Regions from separate parts of the Homo sapiens genome. Here region 1 is linked to region 2. Evidence: read pairs that join two places in POLR2A ChIA-PET (ENCODE). Cell type or tissue: PC-3. All regions are shown on one strand.

Evidence for each region. Peaks named below come from ENCODE experiments on the same cell type or tissue, not always from the same donor. Only the 100,000 strongest peaks of a DNase experiment are listed, where the experiment ranks them.
Region 1: POLR2A ChIA-PET joins it to region 2 with 11 read pairs; 1 of 35 experiments calls an interaction of 5 or more read pairs at or near these places.

What each region holds. Positions count from the first base shown.
Region 1 is chr1:161,593,582-161,596,081 of GRCh38, reverse strand. It overlaps the pseudogene FCGR2C. Among named protein-coding and RNA genes, the nearest start is that of TRL-CAA6-1, 17 kb to the left of the region's middle. In PC-3, no CTCF peak of the experiment used is centred here; no DNase peak of the experiment used is centred here; H3K27ac peaks cover 1,396 bases.
Region 2 is chr1:161,530,189-161,532,688 of GRCh38, reverse strand. It overlaps TRL-CAG1-6 (tRNA-Leu (anticodon CAG) 1-6), which reads left to right and starts at 2,265; the gene lies at 2,265-2,347. It overlaps TRG-TCC2-6 (tRNA-Gly (anticodon TCC) 2-6), which reads right to left and starts at 1,576; the gene lies at 1,505-1,576. RefSeq lists a silencer at 1,552-1,611. In PC-3, no CTCF peak of the experiment used is centred here; DNase peaks (open chromatin) are centred at 1,518 and 2,328; H3K4me3 peaks cover 2,039 bases; H3K27ac peaks cover 1,189 bases.

The sequences.
Region 1 (2,500 bases), 63 kb before region 2:
TTGAGTAAGAAGCAATTCATGAATTGGGTGACACCAAACCAAAAGAGGTCTAATGTTTTAATGACAGAAAGTCAGAGACAGGTATTAATTGGGAAAATGTGGAAGTAAAATAAAGAAATTTGATAGGTTTGCAGTTACATAATTGTCTTTTGGGTGAGGTACCTTATTGAAGTGTTCTTAGTCACATAATTATGTTAGTTGGCTGCTTACGATTGGCTAGGGTTAAATCTTATTTCTGTCTAACATAAATATTTACCAGAAATGATCCAAGTTAAGTATTACCTATTTTTAGTTACAATCCAACTTGAGTTTCACTTATGTTTGCAGTTTAAGCAATGATAAGGCTATTTCTAAGGCCCGGGTGGCTTTGTTTGCTCAGGAGTTTTCAGGCCCAGTCTCCATTTTAATTTTGCATTAACAAAGGCAAAAAGAGAGGAAACAGGAGAGAAGGGACAAGGCAGGAAGAAAAGGAGATGGCTGGGATTACTCATCTCAAATTGGGCAGCCTTCACAGGATCAGTGGAATTGGCTGTGGGGAAAAAGAAAAGGATTAGCCAGGGCACTGCTGTTGAAAAGGGCCTGCCCACGCTGATGCTGAGGCTGCAAAACCATAACCAGACTCAAAGCAAGGACTACTGACCCCTTGACACAGTCCTGTAAGGCCAAGGGCTAAGTAAATATGGCCTCATGTACCCACCCTTGGGGTCACCCAGCCACAGCCTTCCCCACGGGCCACACTGGTGGAGGGAAGCAGTCACTTGGGCCACACTCTTTTCAGGGAATTGCTGAGCTTTCCTAGAAGCAAACCAGACAGCTTGGGGATCTGAGATACTGGGGAAGATGTGGAGCAGGGTGTTCAGCATCAGAGTGAAGTAAAGTCCAGATTTTTGCTGACCACATCAGGAAGAGAAGGCTGAGGGCCATTTCCACATTGTCCAAATGTAGTGCATCTTTGTTGGAACTTTGAAGAATATAGTACTCCATGGCATTAAAAAGGAAGACAGAAAGAGAAAGTAACATGAGAGAGAAAAAGAGAGGCAGGGAGGGAGCTTAGGGAGGGAGAAAGGGAGGGAGGGAAGGGGGAAGGAAGGAAGGCAGGAAGGGAGAGAGGGAGGGAAGGAGGGAGGGAGGAAGGGAGGGAAGGAAGGACTTTCTCTGGTTAGTGTCCAAAACACACCTAATTGCCTCATGTTTTTGTCATAAACTGACTTGGCCAGTGTGAAAAGCAGCCCCAGTATTTGCAAAGTGGCATTTCTCAGGAAGTCGGGAGACATCTGACACAATGCATCTAGTCTCTTCTCTCACCCCCTGAACACAGAGAGCCTTTATTGCCATGCTGTAAATTCTGCAGCAAACCACATTCTGAATTCCCATTCTAATACATTCCCCAACAATTCCAGCAAACCAGCTTTGCCTTTTGGGAAAGGATTTTTAAGAAACCATTTATGCAGCCCCAATGCCTGGCTGCAAAAATGCCTCATGAAATGTGCTTATGCCAGTGCAGACAGAACCACACAACAAGATGGATAATCCAGTTGCTTGGACTTTGTATTTTCCAGATCTGTTTTGGCCCTGGTGTGAACACAGGCCCCTATCACCACTGGGCCTGGCCAGCGGACGTGCAACCTTGCTGCAAGCACAGCTGAACAAGTGATATTTTGCTCAAGCTCTTAAATCTGTTGGCTCTGCTCTGAATCATACTCCAGCCATCTGAGGTGGGGTCTTTGACAGCCTTTTTCCTGCCTGTTCCTACTGTCATGGAAACCCCCGGAGAAAGCTCTGGTTTCCTTTATGCTCTGACTTTAACTACAGTCTGGAAGTTACCTGGCATCCTCCTGGAAGTTCCTTTACACACTCCCACCTGAATGTCAGACCTAGAAGGCCTGAGAGGTCACCCTGGCCACCCACTCATTTCCTCAGTGAGGAGACTGAACCCCATCAGGGAGACTGACTTGCTCAGGGCTCCACTGTGTGATGGGGGCAGAACCAGGCCAAAATTCAGTCAACCTTGAGTGCATGGGCATTGGAACCGAGCTTTGCCCACAGAGTAGAGCCCACTAGTGCCCCTAGCCCCCCAGAATTTTCTCAAGCCCAAACCTCCTCTTAGTGTTCCACAGACAGCTGAGCCTGGCCACTCCACCCCATCCCTCCACAGAGGCAGATTCCTCAGCAAATTGAGGGGTTTCCAGGCCTCCTCCTCCTTTCCCCTTAGACTCCTGCCTCCCACGTCCGATTGGCCTCAGTCTTACAGCCCCTAACCCCATCCTCTGCCAGCTCTGCCAAAGCTCCACAGAAAGACCAAAGTATCTCTGATTTCTTGCTCTGGAAATATCATCAGATTCCTGGTACCAGAAATTCGGACACAGCCCTCTCCTCTGTATCTGGGACTGGTGTTTCTCTTCTCATCTCCAGAGAGGTCATCTTTAGGCCCAGGAGTTAGACTCAGAGCTAACCAAGCGATTTGAGCCCCGGCCATCCTCCCACCGCTGCTCCCTCCCTG
Region 2 (2,500 bases):
TACCAAGCTAACTAACTCCTTTCAGTTCCCCCTTAGGGTCTCCACTCCTAACTGCTGTTAGGGAGATTGGGTGTTGAATTTTTTGGCAATTTTTTGCTGGAAAGGGGTGTTGTGTGGGGAACAGCAGCTAAGGTTTTTGCGGGGCGGGCGGGGGCGCAGGTTGAAGGGTTTTTGGAAGAAAGGCGTATTTATGCGTGGTTTTATTGCATTGCCCTTTGGAGCTTGATAGCCTTTAGGCGAGAGGAAACAATTTGGGTTACAGCATTGAGTATACAAGGCCTAAACATTAACACAGGCATATAAGAAAAATAGGTGTTAGGAGCTAACTAGGTTTAAAATGAAGACTGGAATTTATTAAAAAGGGATTGTAGCTAACTGGGACTGGAGTTTGTGTTTCTTTTTGTTAATTATTTTAATTTGGTTTTTAAGCTCTTGTAAATTGTTTTTTCTTGACTGAAGAGACGAGGAGAAAAAATAAAAAGCAACTGTAATCTCCCCGTCGGGAGAGCGAACCCCGCTCTCCCGCGTGACAGACGGGGATACGCACCACTATACTAACGAGTACAACCGGGAATATTGCGTTTTTTTTTGGAAATTGTCTTTTAGAAAAAGATATTCCTAAGCTACCAGCATGCTTTCAGGGAAAGTCGCTGACTGTTGGCAAAGTTATATTTCTACTCTCTAGACCGGCACACTACGGTAGAAACATAATTCGAGTCCCACATGTCATTTTTAATAGTCACATTAAAAAGTAAAAAGAAAGAGGTGATAATTTTAATAACAAATCCTATTCTTTAACCCAACGTATGCAAAATATTACAAGTAATCAATATAAAAATATTAATTGGCTGTTTTTTTTTTTCTTAGCTAGTCTTCAAAAATCGCTATGTATTTTACACTTAAAGACGGCACATTTCAACTCGGAAAGGAAATTTTCTTCGGAAAAAAATCCGTATTTAGATTTCATAAAATTTACAATTGAAAAAGTAGATTCAATAGCCACGTTGTTTCAAATGCACTGAAACCTTCTCCAATGGTTGAGTTATTAAGTATCCATTTTAAAATTTTCACTTATTAATTTTATTTCAATTGATTTATTTACTAAGACTAAATTTGAAAATGCAGTTTCTTAGAGAAACTAGCCAAGTTCACGTGCTCAATAGTGCGTGGCTAGCGAATGAACCTCGCAAGTGAAGACACAAGAGCCCCTTTCTGAAGCTAAGACTCATCCCAGGATTGAAATGATCCCAAAGATTCCTCAAGAGTTGGAAGTTTACAAAGGAAGGAAGGGAGGAAAGAACCATCAGAATTTAATCCCTTCAAAAAACGCCTGGGTTTAGAAAGAGGCCAGGGGAAAGACAGGAAGCGAGTACGGAAAGTGAGGTATTGCTGCAGTTTCGTTGAAGCGTAAAACGGATACTTCGTTGAGGCGTAAAACGGATACACAGCGCGTTATAGGTTCTGACTGAGAAAGGTTTTTCGTAGAAGGAAAGACAAAAACCCTTGCGTTGGCCGGGAATCGAACCCGGGTCAACTGCTTGGAAGGCAGCTATGCTCACCACTATACCACCAACGCGTACCCGGTTTGGAGTTTTAGATATCTATATATAAGATAAGCAAAGCGTATGACTTTCCCGACCGTTCTAGCAGTGTCTTTTGTTTATGATCCTGAGGTTAAACAAGCTAAGCCCTCCATTGGTGAGAACCGATTCTTATGAATCAGCCCCGCCCCGCAAACGGCGCGGGGCGGTGAACGCAGAAGCCACCGGCTCTGGAAGCTGGAGGGCGGAGCCGGCTCACAGCCGAGAGAGAAAGCCGCAGTTGAGCATCGCCGGGGGATTTTCCTCCGCCGTCTTCTCTTCCACCCCGCTCTCTTCATGTCCCGTAGCTCCCAGCTCCGCAGCTGTTCGAGACTCCGCACTGGATCCGCCGGGTGTCGGATTCAGCAACAGTGATTGGTGCGGAGGATCCGAGGGAGACGGGCCGACACAGGGTCTACCTTGACATGGCTCGACCCCTCTACAGAAGCAGAGGGGCGCTCGAAGAGTCGCCAGGGAAAATGGAGCCTTAAGGATTAGTTTGGGTAGTGAGGAAAGAGGAAAGAGCTGTCGGAGCCTGTTTCATTTTTCCCGCTTTGCGACAAGGTCTAGAGAGAGTTACAATTTTATTTGAAACAGTAAATAGACACATTAATGTGACCTGATAGCGTGCACCATCAGTATATGATAAAATTAGGAGAAATTAGGAAGCATGGTAAAACATGTGTCAGGATGGCCGAGCGGTCTAAGGCGCTGCGTTCAGGTCGCAGTCTCCCCTGGAGGCGTGGGTTCGAATCCCACTCCTGACAATATGTGTTTTCCGTCCTTACTTTTCCTCCTGATTTGAACCAACCAGCAATTATGTTTGAATTCTTAGAGAAAGACTTTTCGATCGGTCAACACTGCCTTTTATCCTAGGTATCTACATTTACGAAAATTATTTGTGCTTCTCTGCACATATA